Regions from separate parts of the Mus musculus genome. Here all the other regions are linked to region 2. Evidence: chromatin loops called from intact Hi-C (ENCODE). Cell type or tissue: heart. All regions are shown on one strand. Links, peaks and the distances in the headings refer to the core of each region. The heading gives the core; the rest is flanking DNA.

The links. Peaks named below come from ENCODE experiments on the same cell type or tissue, not always from the same donor. Only the 100,000 strongest peaks of a DNase experiment are listed, where the experiment ranks them.
Region 1: a loop joins it to region 2, with 2.1 times the contacts of the local background. A loop is called at or near these places in 3 of 42 quality-filtered maps.
Region 3: a loop joins it to region 2, with 1.9 times the contacts of the local background. A loop is called at or near these places in 2 of 42 quality-filtered maps.

The regions. Positions count from the first base shown.
Region 1 is chr17:30,348,484-30,356,734 of GRCm38, reverse strand. The region is part of intron 6 of Btbd9 (BTB (POZ) domain containing 9); the gene reads left to right. Among named protein-coding and RNA genes, the nearest start is that of Btbd9, 220 kb to the left of the region's middle. In heart, for the core only: no CTCF peak of the experiment used is centred there; no DNase peak of the experiment used is centred there.
Region 2 is chr17:30,435,079-30,443,329 of GRCm38, reverse strand. The region is part of intron 6 of Btbd9 (BTB (POZ) domain containing 9); the gene reads left to right. Among named protein-coding and RNA genes, the nearest start is that of Btbd9, 140 kb to the left of the region's middle. In heart, for the core only: no CTCF peak of the experiment used is centred there; a DNase peak (open chromatin) is centred at 4,299; H3K27ac peaks cover 1,244 bases.
Region 3 is chr17:30,361,056-30,369,306 of GRCm38, reverse strand. All of the region lies in intron 6 of Btbd9 (BTB (POZ) domain containing 9), which reads left to right. Among named protein-coding and RNA genes, the nearest start is that of Btbd9, 210 kb to the left of the region's middle. In heart, for the core only: a CTCF peak has its summit at 4,497; a DNase peak (open chromatin) is centred at 4,406.

The DNA.
Region 1 (8,251 bases), core at 1,461-6,460, 87 kb after region 2:
GCACTTCTAAGGAAAACTAGTTGGCCCTTTGAACCTATATTCATCTCGAAGCCTTGTTACCTTGTTAAATGGGGGCTATTATCAGACCGCCATAGTCAGGACTCTGAGAGCGTGCTTCATGTGCTAACCTTAACTACCAAAGACCAAAGGCAGCAAAATTGCCATAGCAAAAAAATGCAGAAATGCTAGAGGAAACAGCATAGATCATTTCAAGGAAAGATCATTCTTTTACTTCTTGTCAGTGGCCATAAAGCTGAGACTTGCTGGGTTTTGGTCTTCTAAGAGGGCCCGTAAGACAGATCACCATTACACTTATTCTCTTCTGCTTCCCTTCATAGGCTCAATCACAGTTGCATGCTTAGCTTAAGAGCAGTTCATTGGTGTAAGAATTCCCAGAGTACTTGTGTGTGAGAATGCCTTTAGGTCTTACCCCATAACGCAGCGGTTCTCTCGTGAATGGGGGACCAAGATGGCTGGTGCTTTATGTGCTTCTCAGCTCAGTCCTGTAATCAAAGGAAAGGGCGTGTGTGTGTGTGTGTGTGTGTGTGTGTGTGTGTGTGTGCTGTCTGTGCCATGGTTGACAGCGGTTTTGTTCTTCAGACCTGCCTCTGGTGTCAGCCGACTTGTCCTGTTAGCCCCGGGAGATACAGTGATCCTTGTGGTTTGAACAGTGGTCAGAATTTATCTGCACACAGAAATGGGCCTTGGTTGAAAGGAAGCAGATGGGAGCTATGGAGAATGCCTGGTGTCCTTGTAAGAAGCTGGGACTAAGAGGGACGCAAGGAAGGGGATGCTTATTGCAAACAGTGACTGTTTTTATGCAAGCAAAAGTCAAATTCAGTAGGTTAAAGATATTTAACTTGTACATTCATTACATTTTGATGAAGCAGGTCACATCCCTGCTTTTAATTGTGAAAAAGGAAGCAAGTATTTTCTCACCCTAAAGCTCTAGGTACCCCAGTAACTTAGCAAGGCAAAGATGGGTGTGTGGGCCGAGTGTGTGCTCCTGTTGAGTGAAGTGTCTGGGCAGGGTGTAAATGAGGAGCTGATTTCTGTTGGGTTTTCTTGACCCTTGACTCTGAAAGTAAATTATTATCTAGTGTATGCACATTCTTTCCTTCCATGTGATTGATTGATTGAGATGCTGGAAATTAAACCCAAGATTTGGTCTGGAGACAGCTCAGCAATTGGGAATACTAGCTGCTCTCCCAGAGGCCATGGTCTCAGTTCCCAGCACATGGTGGCCCCTCTCCCAGAGGGTGTGGTCTCAGTTCTCAGCACTCATTTGGTGGCTCACTATCTTCTTTAAGTCTAGCCCCAGGTGATTCAATACCCCCTCTGGTCTCTGAGCATGGCAGGAATGTGGTGCATAGACATACATGCAGGTAAAACACCCATTCACATAAAATACAACAATAAAGTGCAAAAGAAAAAACAATAGCTTCAACATTGTGCCTGCTAGGCTAGTGGTCTGCTTCAGAACTCTACTCAGAGCCCCCCACACCCCATTTGTTTTGAAAATACAGAAGTTATATCTCCATTACCTAACTCAGTTATTCATAGTGGACCATACAGCTGGGTGCTCACTGGATATGGATGGCATAGCTGTATCAGATTTTCGCGTCGCTTCTCATAACTGCATATTAATATAGAGATTCATGGTCAGCAGTTTACAATCAGATTCAAGTTTAAGCTACAAAACAAAAACAAACAAAAAAACCAAACCAACCAACCAAACAAACAAAAAAACCCAGGATAGGCATGGTGGTCTGTGCTTGTAACCTGAGCTTTTCTACAGACCAAGACAGGAGTGTTACTTGAGCTCCTGGGGCTGCCTGCTTCAAGAGGAGGGCAAAACACTGTAGCTCACTAGCACTTGCTGTTACTGTGATGAGACAATTGCTGTTCTGCTGAGCATACAATGTAGCTTTCTACTCGCAAGCCTGTGACTGAGCTGAGACAAGTTAGACCTCATGGTTTGCCCATCTAAAACAGAGAATGGTGATAGGAACTGCCTGTGAGTTGAGAGGGTAAGGAAACATAAGGCTGGTATAGAATAATGTTCAGTAGATGTTAGCTATGCTTTTTAAACTCGCGGTGACTATCAAGTGTTTAAGAGCCATTCAGCATGAGCTTTGGCGTTGAACTCGTTACAGTTTAGCCAAGTCCTGGACACAGCTTGGGTTACCTGGTTATTAATAGTCTCCGGTAGTGCTTTGAAATTGCCTGTCCTCACATTCCTGAATTCTAGGCTGTGATTCATTTATGGAAATCAGTAATTGGCTGAAAGGTTTTAGCAGGATATTACTATATTCATCAATCTATTTGCTTTAGATTTTCTTTATCCATGCTATGTCAGCATCTTTTCATTTTATCCTATTGGACAGATTAAAAAAGAAATAAGGTTAAAGAAAGCATTTCCTGTACCATGCGTGACCACTAGTCCATAGGCGCATGAGGGCTCTGGGTAGGTACCAGCTTGACATCTTCATGTGCAGTGAGTTGTGTCGTCTTAACAGTAGGACCTTGCTGTCAGTGTGTGGACTAGTTCCATCCATTTACCTGCAAACTTCTTGAATGTATTTTTTTAACAGCTGAGTTATATTCCATTGTGTAAATACACCATGTTTTTTTCATTCATTGATGGACATCAGATTTGTTTGCAATTTTTGGCTTTTCCAGCTAGAGCAGCAGTGACCATGTTGAATAGTGCCTTTGTAGTAGATTGAAGCATCTTTTGGGTATATGCTCAAGAGTGATTTAGCTGAATCTAGGAGTAGATTGGTTCCTGTCTTTCTGAGGAACCACCACACTGATTTGCATAGTGGCTGTGCAAGTGTGCAGTCCCACCAGCAATGGAGGGGGAGTGTCCCTTACTCAGCATGAGCTGTCACTTGTGTTGTTGATTTTAGCCATTCTGACCCCTGTAAGATGAAATCTCAGAATTTTGATTTGCATTTCCTAATAACTAAGGATGTTGACCATTTAAGCACTTCTTGGTCATTTGATTTTACTCTTGAGAATTCTCTGTTTAGATCTGTACCTCATGTTCTTGATAACCCCCTTTTGAGTGTGTTATGTATTTTGGATATTACCCCTCTTGGACCCACTACCAAATGAGAAAGGTAAACAGCCACCCATCCACAAACCCCTTGATCTACATACGTGGTGACCTGCCTGTAAGATACGCTGGTGTGATAGTGGCACAAAATAACCAACCACTGTCTGACTTATGCCTTTGCCGTGAGATAGAACCCATATGAAGCACTGCTTGGGTGACCAGAAGCCTGAGCCTAGATAGGCAGTTACTAGGGGTACACTAGTTAACTACTATTCTGCAAAAAAAAAACAAAAACAAAAACAAACAAAAAAAAAACACCAGACAAAACAAAAACTCAACATTCTGCTCTGCTCATAGATCCATGCCTTGCTCAGCCATCATCAGAGAAGCCTCCTCCTGCAGCAGATGGGAACAAATAGAGACCAACAGCCAGACTGTATTCAGAGTGAGAGACCTTGGAACACTAAGCCCTAATGATGTGGCCATTAAATCCCTCCCCTCGGGGCTCAGGGAACTCTGTAGAAGAAAAGGCAGAAAGAGTGTAAGAGCCAGAGGGGATGGAAGAAACTAAGAAAACAAGGCCTTCTAGACACAGCAGGGCTGGTGACATGAACTCAGGGACTGTGCAGCACGCACAGATGGTCCTAGAACTGAAAGGAGGAGTGGACACATGCTCCCATCCCTAACTCAGATGCTATCCCTGGTTGATAGACGAAATGAAAAGTTAGTTTCCTCCAAGGGAATATCACTGGGGAAACAAACTACTAAGGGTAGGCTCCATGGCCAGCAGTAGACGGCCAACACAAAACAAGCTCAGCAGCCTCTTTGGAGGTTCTTTATCTCATAAGGGTAGCCAAGTAGTGTCTTGTTGTGTTTTATTATTACTCCTTAGAAGCCCATTTGTTTTTTTAAGGAGAGACAGAAAGAATGAGGACATGGGTTGGAAGGGAGGTGCAGAGCAACAGGGAGGTATACAGGTAGACGAAACCATAATCAACACGTTAGAAGACATTTGTTTTCAATAAAAGAAAGTATTTTCCCAGGATTAGCTAAGTTTGATAGCAGAACTAGGCAAAAATCCATTTGACTGTTATTTGGGGGTGTGATTTATCTTGTAGGTAACATGTGCCATAGAACATTAGTTGCCAAGGTCAGCACGGGAGTATGGCAGGTTTGTTTGGTTTTTTATCTTGTGGATTGAATTGCTTAAGTGTTAATTCTAAATACTTTTATCATAAATATTTAAAGCAAATAACCCATTTCCACTTAATCATAAACCATAACTCTTATTAGTCTGAGAGCACTGCATGGAAAATTACATATCACTTTAATGTATTTTCTGTCTGTTTTTATGTCCATATAAAATGACAGCCCACAGATGCATGATGACATCATCATCCGTGAGCTGAAGGGAGCCATTTGTGAGCTGACCATTTGAGCAGCCCCTGTCAGCTCGGTCAGCTGAAGATCCAGAACAGTTGACACTCAAAGGAGATCCAGATTTAAATACAATGTCCTCCAAATGTCCCTTGGCACCAATGAATGTGATTTTTTTAAATGCTACATTAGTTTCTCTAGTTCATCTCACTCGGGTCCATTGCCTTTCCCCTAATGTTGTGTCCAATTTTAAATGACTTGAATGATGGGCCTTCCATCTTTACCTGGCCCATGGAACCCCTGAGTGCCCACCACTTCTGGGCCTCATTTGCTGTGATCGCTGTACTGTGGCAGACCTGAGGAAGGGGTGGCAGAGCGCAGGAGACTTTAATTGCTGCCTAATAGGCTATAAGCAACCTGAACATTTTATTAAGAGGGCATTTAAAATTAGCATTATTATTCCAGAAGATGCTTCCATGCCGCAGTAAAAATCATGCTGAGAGAGTGTCTGATATGTAACCTAATTTCACCACTTTCTTAATTTCTTCCCATTACTCCTAGTAATATACCTCTCAAGCCATTTTATATTCTTTTCTTTGTACCTGTCTGTCTGCATGTGTGCAAACATGCAGAATCACACTTGTGTAGGTGTAAGTGTGCTTGTTATTCTTACTCCTGCTGGGGAGAGGTATGAAGGGGGGTTGCTTGTTTATTATATGTGTGGAGGCCAGACTTTGACTCTGGATACCTTCTTTTATTGCCCGCCCCCCTTTTGCATTGTATCTCTCACTGACACTGGAACTTGCCACCTCCACTAGACTGACTTAACTAGTGAGATCCCAGGAATCCTCCTGCTCCAGCACCCTGCACTAGGTTTATAGCAGTATGATACCATGTCTGGGTTTTATACGGATCCTAAGGATGTAAACCTCCTCATGCTGGCACAACAGACACTTTACCCATGAGGCCATCGTTCCAGCCCGTGACGTTAGTATCTTTTCAAAAGTTGATGCTGAAGGACCCAATGGGAATAGATGATACATTTCTTCTCGTCATAATAGTCAGGACAGTGGGGATTTAAAATTACTTCAAAATCTGAGTGTATAGGTCGGTGGTAAAGTATTTGCTTCGCCTACCACATGTAAAGCTCTGGGCCCGATCTCTAGCACCATAAAGCTGAACAAGAAATCCTTTATTTTCTTTTGTGGTCATTGAAATCTGTCATTTCTGGAACACTCTATTTCTAAGACCATCATGAAAGCCAGATTTCAATAATATCCTCTGAGGAAGGGACTTCTCTGTGTTTGGTGATGATATTTGAGAAGGCCTGCCATCATCATTCCATGGCTGCTTGATGCTATTGGATTTTAAGTAATCTCCAGCCTGCTGACAGTTGTCACTTAGAAACCTTGCTAGTGTCTTTTCTTCTGCTACATCATCAGATTCTTCAGCCTCCATCCTGCACCTCTGTATCATGATTGCTCTCCCACCATCAAACACACGGCTGCTTTACAGAAGCATTTGGGTTTGCTGTTATTTTGAGAAAGGTCTCACTGTGTAGCTTCGTCTAGCCTAGAACTCTCTATAGCGTAGACCAGGTTGGCCTTGAACTCATAGAAATTCACTTGCCTTGGCTGAGATTAAAGGCATCACTACCACACCCAGCCCACAAAAAGGACTTTTGACAAAGAAAACGCTGCTTAATTGTGATTGGTTTGAGCCAGATCTTAAATAGCAAGTTTCAAACTCTATACCAGTTGGACAGTTCCTGTCCTTGATTCTTTAGGGATAATCTATATTATTTTAAGAAAAAAGTTTCAAGTAAATATTGTTTGAATTTTAACAATTTTTAAATGTTTTTAAATTCCTTTGTACAGATCTTATAACAATCACCTTTTGTCTCCTCACAGTTTTTTCTTCAGTTTGCAAATACTTTCATACATTCAGGGCACCATCCTGGGCATTGTGCTGGGTGCTCTGAAAGGGACCCCGAGTTGCACACGGGCTCTGCCTTAGGAGACCTGAGTGTTGAGTAGAGGTGAACATGTAGCCCTTGCATGGCACGCTGCAGTAGATGGGAGACTTACATCGACAGGGGAGAAACTAAGCCTTCTTGGAACAAGTGGCCGTGGACATGGTGCATAAAGTAGATGCTTGTCTTTAATAAGTAGGCATAGATAGTAATAGTGCCAAAACTAAACAAAGACACTGAAAATGTGGTCCAGCAGTCCAGTATTCCAAAGGAATGTTAACCCCAAATACTTAGTCTTTGCTTCTGTAGTGTGTGCTTTTATGTGTGGCTGTGCTGTGCTCATTATAATTTAGGCCATTGGCTCTCAATCCTAAGGCTGCAGCCATGTGGTTATTTTGGTTGTCACTTCATACTTGTCAATTTGCTGCTGTTATAAATCATAACATAAACATCTGTGTTTTCCAATGCTCTTAGTTGACCCCTGTAAAAGGGTCGTTTGACCACCAAAGAGGTCGAAACCCATAGGTTGAGAACTACTGATTTAGACTAATGGTTTCCGAGCTGAGACATATATTAGACAATCTGCCTCACTTCAGTTAAATCACACTGTAAGAGTAGCATGCATGCATTTCTAAAATTCCTCAAACGAGTCTGACACTGATCTGATTAAGGAACCACTCATCTACACCCTGTACACTTAGGTAGGTTCATGGGGCATGCAAGGAGCCCTTCACTAAACCAAGAAAGGGGTGTGATTATGTCTGAGCCTGTTCCCACTACACAGCAGGAAGCAGCAACCTCCACCTCTCTGTCCCCACCCCTCCTCCCACAGCATTTACAGTTCCTAAAGTCACCTCTGTGTGCTAGTCACTGAAACATTCTCTTGTGTTCTCTGCCCTCGCCTGCCCTCCATCCTGCTGCCCTTGCAGTCACTGTTTGCACCGTGGCTGCTCCAGGCCAGACCAGTCCAGCCTCAGCTCTGTTGCTCTGCCCAGTCTTTCTGGCTCTCTCCTCCCTAGACATGCTGTTCTCCTGCCTTGACTTTTCCGTTCCCGGTTCCTTTCACCTCTTCCTTGTCATGTCCTGGTCCTGAGCAGTCACATCTAGGAAGCTTCTCTGCCGGTCATCCCTGTCTGGGTGAGGCAGCATGGCCACGAGCCACCATGCTGCTAGGGTAGAGTTCACACGCTCTTTATTAATTGGTATTGAAGTTTCGTCTACATTAAAATAGTAGCCCTTTTAGGAATTGACTTGTTCACATTTGTTTCCTTATCTCGTGTCTAAAAGGGTTCAGCATATGAGAGTTACCCAATAAAAATGCTAAGCAAACTGAGAAATGTGCCCACCCACATTTTTGAGTACTTACAATATGCCTCCCCTCTTAACTGAACATTTACTCTGTGCCTGGTTCCTGTAAATTCCCTTAAATTAGATACCATTACTCTCCCCTCTACAGATAAGGAAGCAGGCTTCCAAATAGCCAATGAAGAAGCAAAATCTGAGTTGTTCATTCAGGTGTCTTTATGAACGTGATAGTTCACACTCAGTCTGAATTAATGGTCTCTCTGATTGAGGCTATAAGAATATTAAAGAATCATATATAAACGTACAAGTTTTTGTTTATTGTTAATTGCTAATATTACCATTGCCTGTGATGGCTGTTAAAATAATTCTTTAAAAGCTGGGATCTTGTATAGTTTAGCCATTGGTTTTCTTGTCTGATGCTTACAGTTTTCCTAGTCTTCCAGTGCAAATGGACTCAGCAGTTTTCTCAGTTTGAGAGTTAGAAGGAGTCAAATTATTAACAGATTTTACCCCAGCTTCCACACCCATCCTCCCTT
Region 2 (8,251 bases), core at 1,543-6,542:
TGGGCTCCTGTATGGCTTGCAAATGTCTGTCTGTGCACTTGCGTCTTCCTGTTCCTGTGCCCTTCTTCACCCTCTTCACCTTCACATCACTGAGGTCTGTGCCCTCAGGTTGAAGGCAGATTTTTCTGTCTCTAGGATTTCAGGGGCCTTTTCCTCTGTCTTCTCCATTACCTGTGAGATGTTACTACAGATGGAAAGGCATTCGCATCTAAATATAGCGCTCCATGTGTAGGGAGCATTTGTACGAGAGGATTCATTGTTGAGGTGCCATTTGTTAGTGCACTTCCCAGGACACACATTCATGCCTTTACCTTGCTCTGCCGAGCCCAGCTGGTGCCATGGCTGCTTTGTATCTGACAACATAATGACCTCTTGAGAAAGGGCAGGGACTTGGGTGGGCATTGTGTCTAAAACTGTCACTGGACAGACAACTACCACACATCTGTTTGGATGGGTATCAGAGTACACTTCTCTTTCTCATAATGAGGGTGTGATGGGGTAGTGACCTGCTGTGGGCTGACTCTCTGTCCTGTCCTGTCCTGTCCTGTCCTGTCCTGTCCTGTCCTGTCCTGCCCAGAAAAGATATGGGGCCTCAGGTCTATTATTGATGGGTCTCTTAATGCAAAAACGTAAGTGATAGACTTAAGTAGAGCCTGCAAGTTGCTAGTGCCCAATGACAGGGCCTACCCACTTACCTAACTGTGCTATAGGTGAAACCTAAGACTTTGCATGGGCTAGACAAGGTGCTGTAGCAGTGAGCTGTAGCCCTGACCTTCAGCAGGACAGTGCCAGCTTCTTCCACGCCTTTGAGAGAGCTCCTAAACAGAGTGCTGTGAACACCTAAGGGCCTTATTCCATGGAGCTGCAAGAATGGTATGAACAGACCCTCCTTACTAAGCAGTGACAGAGGCAGGAGATGCCCACTGTCCCTCCCCATTCAAGTGCCCTATGAAGGAAAACTTTTCTACTTTGTTTATAAACAGGAAGATGAGTCAGCTGGTGAGGGGCTTCAGGAAGTCTGCAGTGTCACCTGCATTCTCCTTTTTCTATAGCAGTCCCCAAAAGAGAACGCTCATTTAAAGGTTTTCGTGTTCCTTATCTGAGTCTGGATTCTGAGATGAAAATGCTTGTTCTAGAATAAAATTGGACAGTAATGGCAATATCCACCAGTGTGGCTTAGTGGCTCTATCATGCAGATGTACTCCAGAATAGGAGTGTTAGTCTACACCTTTAAAATGTTGCAAAACATTGAGTTTCTCTTTAGAAAGGAAAACAAGGTGAATATCACTACCTCCTGTTGTTTGTCTAACAAAGTGATGTTTTTCCAACATCAAAACAGATTTTTGTAGTTTCTTCCTTTTCTTTGTATGCCCCCCTTTACCCTGTATGAATTATCAGATCGACTTAATAGCACGGGGGTGGTGCTCTACTAGCCAAGGTCTTAAAACTGGGTATGAATGGGAAGTCACTGGGGGCCAGAGGGTCATGTGTCTCAGCTCTTGTCACTGCTTTGCAGTGTGTCAGACCCTGTTGGCTTCCACCGACCATTCATTGTATGCCTGACAACAATCTCAGTCAGATAAGCCCAGGAAATCTACAGTCTTATGGCTTGGGTCCTGTTTATGTAGTTCCATTTGATAGCAGAATGGCTTACAGAGAAGTCTGGGAGCTTCTGAGAACCCCCGAGACACTTATTTTGTGCTCATCTGCAGCTGACGTGATTGACGGTTGTTACTGCTTCTCCAGTGTTGTTTCAAACAGAATGGCATGCTCAGATAGACTGAAGGGACATAGCGAGCTGCTCCTCCTGGAGCTGTGACTCTGTCTTGTTATGTGAGAATAGCTAGATGGAATTGTGGCTGATGGGCATACTGTGGCAACTTGGCACTTAAGTAGTAGTAGCCTGATACTTTCAAACGTCTTCCTGCATTCTCTGTCCAGTGATTTTTCAGTCCTCTATTTAAGGACAACAGAGTTCTAGGACTTTTGCTGTAGTTGATGAAATAGATTCACACCAAGTTCAAAAGAAAGGGAAATAGTCCAGAGTTCAGTCAGGCTAAGACCCCACCTTGCTCCCTACCCTTCAGTGTTAAGATGTCTGTTCCCAGCCCTTGTGAAGAGAGATGGCCTCTCAGGACAGTGTAAGAGTAGTGACTACAGGAACAGTCTAGCTCATGAAGGCAGAGGGGTAGTTGTAGAAGAATGAGTGACCACCATGAAATTCTCTAAGAGGTAGGAGACAGGCTGGAGGTGGTTAAGTGATGCTGAGAGACTGTTTCAACCTTGGGAATACCAACAGTCCTACGGCAGGTGACTCAGATGATGGAGACACTAAGCTTTATTAGTTACTTCCCTCTTTTAGTGTTTTTGTGATCTTCTAAGAATCAACTTGAGAAGAGTTTATTTGGCTCCTGGTATGAAGGAAGATACTGGCCGTGGCAAGGAAAAGCATTGCAGTGCCTCTCAGCTGTGGCAGCAGGAGTGTGAATCTACATGCTCAACCCTGGATAGACGAGAAAGCAGATACAGGGGAAGAGTGGGTGGGGCTAGCCTATAAACCTTCCTTCAGCATCCATGCCCTCTAACTAGGGTGCCATCTCCTAAAAGTTCCAGAACTCCCCAACCAGAGCCACCAGCCAGAAGACTGCATGTCTGAACAGGAGTCTGTAAGGGAACTTTTTCATCTAAATCATGATACTCTCCCCATTAACTCTGTAGGCACATAGCCATCTCATAATATAAAATGTATTCATTTTAATGTCAGAAGCCCCCCTAGTCTTACATTTCTAACCCTGATCAAAAGTCCAAAGTTCAAAATTTCTTCTAAATCTCAAGGTGTTCTGTAAACTGAGCACAATCTATAAAATAGTAAGCAAATTTCTCACTCTGTAGACCAGGCTGGCCTTGAACTCAGAAATTCGCCTACTTCTGCCTCCCAAGTGCTGGGACTAAAGGCGTGCACCACCACACCCGGCTACATTCTTTTTTAAATTAAAGATTTATTTATTTTATGTGTATGAGTACACTGTAGCTATCTTCAGACACATCAGAAGAGGGTGTCACATCTCGTTTTGTTTTGTTTTGTTTTTCGAGGCAGGGTTTCTTTGTATTGCCCTGGCTGTCCTGGAACTCACTTTGTAGACCAGGCTGGCCTGGAACTGAGAAATCTGCCTGCCTCTGCCTTCTGAGTGCTGGGATTAAAGGTGTGTGCCGCCATGCCCAGTGAGGGCGTCACATCTCATTACAGATGGTTGTAAGTCACCATGTGGTTCCTGGAATTTGAACTCATGACCTTCAGACGAGCATTCAGTGCTCTTAATCACTGAGTCATCTCTCCAGCCCCAGCAAATTACATTCTTCCAGAGTAAAATGGGATGGAAGGATTCCTAATGTAAACAGGGAGGAAAGCAAGAGTCCAGCCCAGTGGGGCCAACACTAAGTAAGGCCTTCAGTTCCATCTGGGCCATGTATTGCATCATCTGGGCTCCAGAAGACTTGAGGCTGCTTGTCCAACTCTGCTGTCTGCTTCAGTTGGGGCTTCTCTCAAGTACTGACTACATTTATGTCTGCATCTTAACGAATGCCCTAAATTCATGGCATCTCCAGTATCCTGAGGGTCCCCAGCACAACTTATGTCCTGCCTTCATAACTCTATGCATAGCCCACTCAGTAGGCCATGGAGACAGTCCAACCCTGCTACATCTTACGTAACCGCAATGTCTGTCTGGAGTTCTGGAAACTCCCATAACCCTGTAGCCCTTGGTTCCACATGTCTGTAAAACCAGCTCCATGTGGGTGATGCATGTCCTGCTGCCAAGGAAAAGCCTGGCTATGCCTATAGCAGCCTTTGGGGGTGAACTTGGAGAAATAGGTCTCCATTTTCTAGCAGGGTCTCCCAAATGCTGCCTTTTCAAGTATTCTCTTTATAATGAAAGTATGGTATAATATAATATAATATAATATAATATAATATAATATAATTAATGGCCCTTCCCCTGGGCGGGTTTTGTCCTCAGGCATACTTTGTATTTTCCCAGTTGAGAGCTTTAGATTGGCCCTTAATGGCACTGATCTCCTCAACAATCACCTCTGCTTTCTCCTCGTGTGCTTTCTGCAGAGTCATCCTTACTCACATTCCTTTCCTCACCAAACGGTGCGCTCTTCCTATCTTCCAGTGTCCGTGCTTCCGCCTTGACTTTAGCTCTTGCCTTCAGCCTTGCTGATATCCTGGACACAGGCAGAATGCAGCCACAGTCCTGGTCAGGATGTCATGGATGGCTTCTCACCCAGTTCCTGACAGAACCCCCATCCCCCTCCCAACCTCAGGAGCCACCCTTTCCTGTCTTTGCTCTGACAGCAGGCTGGCCTTCCATACTCCCCACAATGGCTGACTAATGCTTGTTGGCAGCTATCTATGATTTCTCTAGCCTGTGGTTTTAGACTCCATGTTTCTCCCACAGACCAGTCTGGAAGACCCAAGAACCATATGGTCAGGCTTATGGAAGTAGTGTTGTCAGTCTGTAGTACCAGTTCTCAGGCTACTTTTCTCGTGATTATGATCAAGTATCCATTAAGAGCAACTTAAAGAAAGGGATTTTTTCTTGACTGAATGTTGGGGAGCATGCCGCCATCGTGGTGAGGAAGGCTTGTGGAGGGCTCCATGGCAGTGGGAGCATGGTCCAGCTGCTGCCTCACGTCTCCATGCATCAGGAAGCAGAGAGGACCATCCAGGCTTTTCGTCTCAGACCTGTCTCTGCTTCCTTCAGCCAAGGTCACAGACTTGTATACAGCACACCACTGGCTAAGGACTATGGTTCAGACAAGCCAGGAATGCCATGTCACATCTAAACTATGACAACAGTAACACAGACTCCAAGTCAGTAATGTAAAGGTGGCAAAATTCATGAGAACACTGTTTTATACATATACATACATACATACATACATACATTCATACATTCATACATTCATACATTCATACATTCATACATTCATACATTCATATACATGTACTTTTTTTTTTTGGTTTTTTTGAGACAGAGTTTCTGTATAGCCCTGGCTGTCCTGGAACTCACTCTGTAGACCAGGCTGGCCTCGAACTCAGAAATCTGCCTGCCTCTGCCTCCCGAGTGCACCACCACGCCAGACCATGTCCTCTTTTTTAAAAAAAAGATATATTTATTTATTATGTTTACAGTGCCTGAATGCCAGAAGAGGCATCAGATCCCATTACAGATGGTTGTGATCCATCATGTAGTTGCTGGGAATTGAACTCAGGACCTCTGGAAGAGCAGCCAGTGCACTTAACCTCTGAGACATCTCTCCAGCCCCTATACATATCCTCTTTGCAATCTCTCCTCCAAATACTTGGTCAACTGGGTATTGGTAGCAAAACTTTCCATCCCTTCCCTCTAGTAGGTGTGTTCTCCATAGTCGGAATAGCCCAAATCGACCCTGTGCTAATAATGTCTTCTCAGAGGCTCATACGGCAGTTTCCCTGTGCAGCATTGGTATGCTGGGAAACCAGAGAGGCTGCATGGTCTACAAAGAGAGATGGCACTAGATTGAAGACATAGGGTTTTCAGGGTGCACCTGTAGTCACAGCTATGAGGAAGACTGAGGCAGTCGAAGTCCAAGGCCAGGATGGGTAAGACCTCATCTCCATGGAAATAACTGAACATAAAGCACTTTACTTTGCCCTGAAACCTTGACTTGGAGTTGCTGTCCACCACCCTAAGTGCTCCGGCCAAGAGCCATGGTTGTGTTTCCTTGACGTTCCTACCCTGAGTGTTAGGTCAGCAGCCATTAGCTAGCCAAGAAGACCTGTGGAGGCCTTCGGAGGAAGATGATCCCCATTTAGGACTGCTTTCATCCTCACGTTCTTAGCTGTCATCAGCACAGATTCCTCCTTATCCCCTGACAATGTGAGGGTGAGAGGAAATGCAGTCAGCAGATCAGATACTGGTCAGTAGATGGGGAGATGAGACAGTCGGCAGCGGTCAGTGTGTGTCTTATCTGAGGAGCGTGAGCACAAACATAAAGCAAGGCTCGGAGCACTTCAGAGAAGGAGAGCTTTGTTTGCTAAACACGCCTTTTCAGTAAAGCACAGAGCTCCCTCTGAGCAGCTCAAACGTGATCTCACAGACCTGATCTGCTCTTACAGAAAAGCAGGCGTGCTGCTTACATAGAAATTACATTTAGCACAAGGTAGGTAGTAAGCAAAAGTTAGTTGAGTTGGCCATTCTAGGCATCTGACACTTCCCCCACCCCACATACAGTTGAGAATTTCCTATAGCCCAGCCAGGCCTTAAATTTTACTGTGTACCAGGATGACCTTGAACTTTGAGTTCCTGGTCCTCCTGCTACCACTGGGATTTGAGGTGTCACAAGGCCCTCTGTCTGACAATAGGGGTGAAACCCCAGGCTTCATGCATGTTAGACAGTTCTCAGTTAGCCGAACCCTGTCCTCAGCCACGTCTTCTAAATGTAATGGTTCACTTCCTACTGTTCATATATGATATAAGCATGTTAAATGGATGTTTCCACGAAGTGATTCCCAAATTTAAATTTCATTATAGTTTATTAGTAGTATATTATTATAAGCATTTTGTTTAATAAATTTCATTTTCATTTTAAATTTTTAGTTAATTAATTTTAGAAACAAGCTCAAGTAGCGGTGGCTGTATGTCTGGTCTGAAGCTTCCTATGTGCTGTCCTGACCTGGAATTTGTGGAGCTCCTGTTCCAGTCTGTTAGTGTGCCTTCTGGATACACTAAGCTTTCCCACGGGTGCACATGAGCTGAGCTGTGTGCTGCCTAGGCTTTGGTTTACACACCTGGGGTTGCAGGTCCCGTGCTGTGTCCCCTCTTCTGTTCTCCTTTGACCTATTAGAGATAGACTGTGATGTCTGTCTCCCATGCCTCAGCGTTGGAGATAGGAAAGCTATCTGTTGTCTGCAGCCTCAGCCCTCAGCTCTTGTTAATCATCTCAGAGTCTGCACTGGTCAGGTGTCAGCCCCACCTAAGCTTGGGCGCCACCAGGGCCCCTCCTAGGGTCCTTGCTGTCCTTGTTCCCGTGCATTTGTCAATCAGTGAACAAAGCTGTCTATTTAGAAGCTCCACGGGAACATTAGGTGGAGTAATAACATTTTCATGTGATTATTTGCCATATTGGCATTGAGGCAGAGAAATCTGTTAGAGAAACTGTTTGCTCTTTTCCCATGTGTCCACAGTGAGTGTGTGTGTGAGCCGGCTCTGTTGTCTCTATTCCAAAGCTGTCATGTGTTAGAATAACTGCTTTGACACTTATTATCTTTTTAATGCAGAGGAAATTGCCAGAGTTCACAACAGTAAAATAGATCCTTTGCTATTTGTATTATTTTCATTTGAAAGACGCCTTGCCCTCCTTGTCTTGATAAGACTGAAGTTTATGTGGTAAGAGACTATGGTGTGCCGGAGACTGCAGGGATTTGGACGGAACCAGAGCAAGGCAGTATTCAAACGAATCACTAATTGTTGCTTCTTAGAAGCAGTGTTTCTAAGCAAAGCTGTCAGCCCAATCACAGCCTCGCCTCCCAGGGTCCCAGTGCTTTATCAGAACAATCATTTGCCAGTGACTTCAATACGTCTTCCTGGAGTTGTTCAAAGCATCCCTCCACCAACTGTAAGCATGTGGCGTATATCCTGCCTTCACTCAGGCCTGCATCCATTCTTCCAGAGGTGCTGGGAGGAAGGAGGTGGTATCCCGAGCACCCTGAATTATGCTTTTAATTTCCTGTTCCTTAGAGGGATTTGCAATGAGACAATTCTGCCTTTGTGCTGTGCTGGCTTGGGAACAGGTTTAAAGTGTTGACGTTAAAGACTGGAGCTGCCGCTCTGACCATCAGGCCCTGACCTTGATGGTCAACATTATACAGTGGGAAAACTGATAGAAACCTCAAATACATTTCCTCCAGCCTGCCAGATGGGCATCTAGGAAATCAGATGGATGTTTCCAGAATGGCGTGGAAGTTCACATTCTCTGAAGAGTTTGGGAGGGGTCTCTCACAGTCAGTTCTTTGATCCAGTGGTAAAGACTGTTGAGTGTAGAGTTAGACGTGTCCAGGCCTGGCCCAGCCAGTGCCGTAGCCTGTCTAAGGACCCCCAGAGAGCTGCCGGGTTAAGTTCCAGACCTCTTCTCTGCCAGGTCACCCATGCTTTGGAACAGAGAGTGATATGGAACTTGTGGCCATGGGACAGCAGCCACCCACAGA
Region 3 (8,251 bases), core at 1,461-6,460, 74 kb after region 2:
AAGCAGGCTTTTGTTGGCAGGGTACATTTTGCATATTAAAAAAGAACCATTTGTGGAGGCCTGGACTCAGAGGAAAGATAAAAAGGGATTTATATCTGACAGCAATCTTTGTCTCTTTTAATTCCATTTTATTGAATTCTTCATAAGGCGAAAACTACTCAGAGAGTATAAAGATATACAAATTAGGCCGACAGAATCAAGCACATCTGATGGTACAGCAGAGATGCAGTAAAACTTTATATAATGCAGTATGCTTTATTTTTATATAGTCTAATTCACAGTATCACAAGGCATTTTATAGAAAGAATCAATTGCAAGCTTAAAAGAATAAGGAATACTTTTAAGGTGAGATTTAAGGACAGAATATGTGCTAATTGCACACTTATCTTGTAACTGAGTCAGAACCACCGTGCCTCACATACTCCCATTGCTAAGGGAAGGTTAGAGCTTCCCTGTGCTGCCAGCCTGCAGGAAGAGTGCTGTGTTCCTGTGTATGCTCAGCTCTTGTGAGGAAAAACAGCAAGGCGCCACCAAGAAATTAGAGCATCCCACACTAAACATCCAAGCTTGCCAGGCTGATAGGCCAACAAAGGCACTGCTTCTGCCCAGCCATTCATTCATCCTCAGACATGGGAGAATAAATCCCCTCCCCCACTTCCCACATTCCTAGTTATTTCCTTAGTTTGTCAGCACAGGCCTGCAGTAAGAGACTAAATTCTGTGCTATGGGCCTTCTCATCTCAGTCTCTATCTCTGGATCGTGTGTGTGTGTATGTGTGTGTGTGTGTGTGTGTGTATTCACAATGGGAGGAAATCTCATTATCTAATCACTTCTTAAAGGACCCACCTTTTACTTCAGTCCCATTGGCTATTTGGCTTTAAGCTCTGAATTTTGGAATGAACACATTTAAAACATAGGGTAAAATACCTGAAGTACTTTACATTTATATATTTTATGTATACATGTATGTATGGAGGTGCATGAAGAAGTCAGAGAACAGCTTGCAGAAATTGGCTCTCTCCAGCATGTGGGTTTCAAGGTTCAAATTCAGGTTCTCAGACATTGAGGGGAACACCTTTACTCACTGAACCATTTGCTAATTAAAAAAATTTAGAAGCCCTTTTAAGGATATTCTTTTATATTTTTCTTCAAAGCAGTATTACTTTAAAGAAGACAGTCTTATTTTTTATTTAAAATAATGAGCATATTAATTTATTCAGATTGTGTAAATACAACATCATAAATGAGTCTTTATAGACAAGACGAAGTTAGAACTGAAACATCCAAGATGCAGGCACCACATATTTGGCACATGGGGGCCTGCCATCTGGTTCTTGTCATTTTGTCTCTGGAGGAACGCTGGGACCCCATAGCAGAGTCTCTGAAAGTGCTAATTCCCCCCTTAAGGTCTCCTCCTTCATGACCCAGTAACCTTCAATGTCCCAGCTTCTAATAGCTGTCACTTTGGGGATTAGGATTTCAACATACAGATTTTAGGAAGACTAGAGCATGCAGTCAATTCCATGAGACATGGTAAAATGGAGATTCGTTTCCACTCAGTTTAAAAGGTCAACAGTCCAGCTTTTGGGGACAGAGAGAGTGGTGGTCATCTTTCCCACACCGGTCCTTCTAGCCAGTAACATGATGCACCTTTCCATTTATTTGGTCTTCTTTACTGCAGATCTTTCCATTACATCATATTTTATTAAGCCTACTCTTAGATGTATTATACTTTGACATTAGAGCACAGTGCCTTTTATTTCAGTGTACTCTGCTCAGTTCTTTCAGAATGCACAAAGGCCACCGAGCAGAAGGAGCCGTGATAGTCATCCTTCTGTTGGCTTCTTTACGTTTTTAAGTGAGTGCTTCTTTCCACTAAAGAACATTTGCTATAAGGTTTTGATAAATGCCACTCCACAGATTAAAGAATTTGCCGTAAATGCCTGGGCTGATAAGTGTTTCCTAATTTTTTAAAAAGTTGGAAGATTTAGTAACATTCCTTTTCTAGAAATAAAGAAGAAAATTGTGAGTGTGTGTGTGTGAGTGTGTGTGTGAGTGTGTGTGTGTGAGAGAGAGAGAGAGAGAGAAGAGAGAGAGAGAGAGTGTGTGTGTGTGTTTCTCCCTCAGTTAAAGTTAATGTAGTAAATTACATCAATGTAGGAGATGCTTGGCATTTGTGGGATTAACCTAATTTGGTCACAATTAATTATTCATTCATACATTATTGAATTCATTTTGTGTTTGCAGTTGTACTCATGAGTGAGTTCACCTAGAATGTTCCTGGACACCCTAGTCTGAGTTTCAGTTTGTATGATTTAATAGAATGTGTTTTTCCTTCCAAATGGAGGAATTTATATAGTGTTTTAAAATTGACTATTTGCTATTCCATGCCTGTAAAATTTTCTGAGCTATGTTAGAAAATTATTAGCTAATGGTTAAATAGCTAATGTTTGGGGGATGGAAAAGATGGCTCAGTTGTTGAAGAACGCGTGCTGCTCTTGTATGTAACCCAGGTTTCAGTCCTGAGCACTCGTATGACAGCTCACTGCCATTAGTTACAGTTCCAGGGACCTGACAACATCTTGGCCTCTCCAAGTACCTGCATACATGTAGTGTACTTAGATGGACTCAGGCCCACACATATACATAAAAGAAATTTTAAAATAATATTTAATGTTTATAGTATTCTCTGTTTTTATTGAATCAGTTTTGATATGTAATATTTTCTAGAAATATTCAACTTTGCTGATTATAGTTATGATTAAATGTGTGATATGTACAATTAGTGCTTTAAGTGGATTCAGTTATAAACAATCTTGATTTCAAGGTTTCCGTGGTAAATACCCTTCTTCTGTAAGTAAGAGGATGGTTTCATTCTTAGTTATTTCTGGTGCGCACCCTGGCCCCAGCTCCTGCATGGTTTCTTCTGAGGAAGTGTTCTCTGCAGCCATGTACAGTTGCTGCTGACATGCAGCTTCTCATGTGCAGGGTTTGCCTGTCATCTGCCCACATGTCCAAATTCACAGGTAACATGTTCAGCCAAGTAGATGGACGTTTTGGCAGAATAGGTAGGTTCTAAAAGAAATATGGTAGGTTTAAGGAAATGAGTCAGTTGAGGTGCTAGAGACTCTAGCCATCACCTCGAGAGTGGCTGTGATAAGCCTGATGCTTCCTTCAGGAACTTAGCTAGGCCTGAGAGCAGCCAGCATCCTGCAGGAAGGAGCCGTGTGTGTGTGTGTGTGTGTGTGTGTGTGTGTAAGGTAATGCACTTAAAGGAGATGATGACATGCAGTATATTCACATGGATGTCATTGTGACTCTAATTATCCAGTCCACTCAAGGTACTGCATAGCTTTTATGATTATATCCACTCCAAGAAGGGCAAATACAGGATAATAAGCACCAGAGCCGTTGGGTCCTCAGAGTGCCTGGCCGAGGCAAAATGAACAATGCCAGCATGCATCAGTTCAGCTCCAGTTTTCTTTGTACACAAGTGCAATAAAATTTGATATGTATTGCAGAATGTTAGGAGATTTTTCAGTGGCTAATGATTATGTAGTGATTCCCTTTTATCGTAGAGTTAACACAGCTCATTTCTGGGTTTACAATAACCTTGGTATAGCTTTCATTTTGTTTAACTGCACGTACACACACACACACACATCATTATTTGTGATGTGTGTGCTTTATTTGTGAACCCCCAAATACAGTATTTCTTTTACTCAGATTGTAAAAAATATTATCAACTTTAGGATATATTTTCTTCCCTTATTTTTTTTTTAATTTCCTGCTTTCTAGAACACTAATAAATATTTAAATGCAAATACCACTAAAACCTCTCTCCATCTTTGGTATACCCTTCAATATTATGTTTACAATGTAGCTTCGTGTTTAGCAGTCCTTAGCCAAATGATATATGGTTTCCTTTCTGCAATCTTTCTTCTTAAATCAAAGTGTGAGCCTTTCCCAAATGTTTTCCCTTCCTGAGCCCTTGTTCACTGTGTATAATGCGCACATTGAGGGGCAGGGATGAGCCACACAGGGATGCTTTCTTACATGGCCTCTGTTGCTCATTAAACAGCAGTTCATAATGTGAAATATGCTCCTTGCTTTACACCTAGGGCTGCAGGCACCAGTGCTTTTCTGGTCACAATTACCCTGTCTGTCTGTCTGTTTGCTTGCTTGTGCTGGCTCAGGGTTGATTGCTTTGGGAAAGTTTCAACAAATCAGTTCCATAATAAACTATGTCCACTTGAGACCTGGAGCTGCAGAGGCTGCCCTGTCTGTCTTCACCTTGCAAGCCAACCATGGTGGATTTGGTTTTCCGCCTGCCCTTTCCCACAGACCTTGTCTTCCTTGAGGAAGTCTGTTCAATAATTCAGATAGTTAACTTCCTTTGAGCAAGAATGGGTCTGAAATTGGTACCAGAGTTCAAATATCTGGTGACCTCTCCTGCTGTGGTTCTCAGGGAGGGACACTTGTCCAGAAGATGCTTTTCCAGCTGCAGCCACTTGGCTATGCTGCTGTGGACCTTGAATCCTGCAATGCTCCTTGGGTTTCCATTTGAACCTGCCCAGAAGATGGTAAGCACCCTGAGGGCACACACAAGCTTTGTAACTTAGCATGGAATCAGTCCTCTTCATGCCAAGGTCTGCCCCACATTGTGCCTCCTGTGATCCTCCAGGATGTAGCTGATACTAATGGACAGCAGGACATACAATTTACTTGTTTAATAAACAACTTCACAGTTTCCACTGAGCATAACTTTGACCAAATTTATGTTTCATTGTGGCATTGGCAACCATGCTTTACATAGGAAGAACCCCTGCAGACCACATCAGACCTCCACGGATGACGTGGCTTGCTTCTCCTTCAGTGCTGGTTTTGTCTGAGCACTCAGCATTTTGTCCCAGAGAGGAGTACTGATGATGGACTGAATCTGAACTCTTGCCCCTCATCTCTCTGGAGTGCTGGCTATCGTACTACAGCTGCAGCGAGAAGCTGCCTTGTGGTTTCCGACATTGTGTTCTAAAGATCGCTAAAATGTCTCTTGCCACTACAGGCAGACTAGAAAAGCTAGTGACAGTTTTCTGAGATGCAGTGGGTGCATCCCTGGATCCATCAGTGCTTTTGAGCCACATAAAAGGTATTGATCTCATGCCGACCTCTGTGCAGGCCTCCCCTTCTCCCTCAGGGCTCTATTGTGTGCGCACACCGTGGGGGAGGAAGATGGAACTTTCTTTTTCAAATAATTTGTTTTAAACTGAAAGCATTTTCATTAATTACTTCTTGATTCTGTTGATTATGCCAAAATGAGACATTTCAGGGAGATATAGATAATTCTTTTCTTAGGTTATCATAAGTTAAAATGCTGCTTGGTTTTAAACGGCACGATTATCCAGAAATTTCTGAGTATTCATAAGCCTGGCTCTGAAGTTACAGACTGTAACTTTCCTGTGTCTTCTACATTTATGCTGTTGGATGCTTAATAAGCTTTTTTTTTAAAAAAAAAAAAAAAAAAGAAAAGGTATGAAGTCACAGGTAGATTGAGAGGTAGGAGGAGTGGGTATGGATCTGGGAGTGAGGGGTGAGTATGAGCAGAATATCTTATTTATAAAAATGCCTAAAAGAGAAAGAAAAAGAAAGGCTGCAGCTAAGCCTGGGGGGGGGGGGGGGAGAGGAAGGGTGAGAACAATATGAGTGAGTACAGGTTCCTTCAGAAACGTGTGACCGCAAGACGGAAGACAAATACCGGGAGTGTTTACACCCTTGAACTTTGGCACATTTAGCCCTTCAAAGGTTTAAAAACAGTGCACATTATTTCAACAGTACATGAAAGATTAGGTTTAGCAGATAAAAACAATGTGTAAAACAGGAGTTCGAACAAAAACTAACAAGCTTATTTTTCAGATAGATTCTAGGCATGGAAGTGTTAAATGCTGCTTACTGTAACGTCTTTGCAGCATCCTTTTATCTTTGATTTTTAATGATATTAGCTGTAGCTCTGAATTTTAACCTAGTGTTACGCTTCTCCCTGTCTTCTAGCATTAAGAGTAGAAAGAATGCTTTTCTGAAGTCAGATTTCACACTTTTCATAAAAAGGCAGTGGTGGTGCACGCCTTTAATCCCAGCACTCGGGAGGCAGAGGCAGGCGGATTTCTGAGTTCGAGGCCAGCCTGGTCTACAAAGTGAGTTCCAGGACAGCCAAGGCTACACAAAGAAACCCTGTCTCGAACAAAAAGAAGAAGAAAGAAAGAAAGAAAATAGAAAAAAAGAAGATGAAAAGGAAACTGCTGTGTGTGTGGGTGCACCCCTTTAATCTCAGCACTCAGTAGGCAGAAGCAGGTGGATCTCTGTGAGTTTGAGTCTAGCCTGGTCTACAGTTCAGGATAACCAGGGCTACTTAGAGAAACCCTGTCTCAAATGCCCCTCCTAAAAAAGGAACTATCATAATACATCCCTGCCCACCCTATGTGTGGTGTGTGTGTGTGTTGTGTATTTAAGTAATGTACTAATAATGTGAAAATACAGGGATGACTGGTCATGATTTCTGTATTCAGTGAACGTAATATCTTATTAATTCTGGTCCAATTCAGAGAAATAAATCAGTGCACAAAATACTACTACCCCAGAGCAGAAAGACTGCAGGTCTGAGTAATTATGTGAGGTGGGATCTGTTTACTGATCACTCTGTGAGCTCCCTGAATCCTAGGTCACTCTCAGGGGTGTCCAGGGGATCTGGAAAGAACAAACCAGTGCATTTTACTTTTGACTTCATGAGGCTATGTAGCCTCCTGAAGAGAGGAGCGCTGTCCTCAGCAAGTGCTGCTTACTGTGTCTGGTGCTGGTGAGCACATAAACAGTCCTTAAGCTGCGGAAGAGCTGACTGAGCCTCCCTCTCCCTTCCCTGTGGAGGAAGGAAAGCAGACAGGTTCAGCAGGGAAGCCGGGGTGGGGTGGGATGGAGGAACCCAAGGCTCTGTGCATGCTAAACCCCCGGGCCTGATTAGCATTTCCATAAACTCTGGCAGCCGGTGTTATATTTGTGTCCTGGCAAGTATAAGAGTCTGCTGGCTGCAGAGGAGCTGTGAATGCATCAGTGGTAGTGAGACACACACCTGTGTCAGGTTGGGAGGTTCTTGGGAGGACGAGCACACATAGGGTGCTAAGTGCTTCAGTGGCTCAGCTTGAGGGTACTAAGCACTTAGCACCCCATGTGTGATTTTGGTGTCAGTGCTGAAGAAGTCAAGAACATACTCTCTTTCAAAAAGAAAATAAACACAAAGAATGATTTGTTGCTCTTGAAAATATGGATGGACATGGTCTTACAGTTTCATACTTTAAAGCATATGTGAGCCTTTTTTTTTTTTTTTTCTTGGAGGATCTGTAGATTGATGGAGCAAGATTTTCTTCCAACTGGATAGCAATACGTTTGACTTTTAGAAAATGAGTTATGTCAGTCCACGCCAAGCCAGTGAAACCCCACCTCACAGCTGCAGAAATAGCCCGGGGAAGTGACAAATTAGTGTTCCTCATCAGCCTGTGATTAGGCTTAGCATCTTTTAATAACGAATGTGACTCTGCATTGGAAGAGGATAAACTGGCAGTTTTTACAAAGATAGAGTCTCCCAGGAATTTTGGTGATATTTAAATTTTAATTACTTTAGATGTGGGGCTATGAGAATGCTGAAGGTATGGCTAAAAATCCTGTCACTCAGGGCTCCAGAGATGCTTTTTCCTTGATGGCATGTGTGACTGCTGATCTAGGAGAGAGCCATGTGTACACTGTGATGCCCGTGGGATTTGCAAGGTGGGGAGCAGCTCATTGAAACTACTTACTAACGTTGAGCCATTGCGACTTCTTTTTCTTTTTGTGTTATTACTCTGTGCATAAAACCATCCCTCTTGGTCTTATATTTGTTGTCTAAAACTTATATTAGTCTTTCCCTTCATTTTTATGAAAATTAAATTAGCCATTGAGACAAAAAGGGGCATAAGGAATAAGGACATTCAAATGTTTCTTATCACAGTTAGGTGCAGGGAAGAACGGTCTGGAGGCATTAAAGAATGGCCATGGCTGCTTACAGGAGTCACTGTGGTGCATTTCTGAGCTAGCCTTGTCTACATTATTTTGAGTATGCTGACATGCAGAGTACAGATAGTAGAGTCTATGGCTTCAGGAAGACACACAGGCGAGAGCAGCAGCCTGTCCTTCAGTAATGGATCATGGCTATCAAAGTGACCTTGAGAAG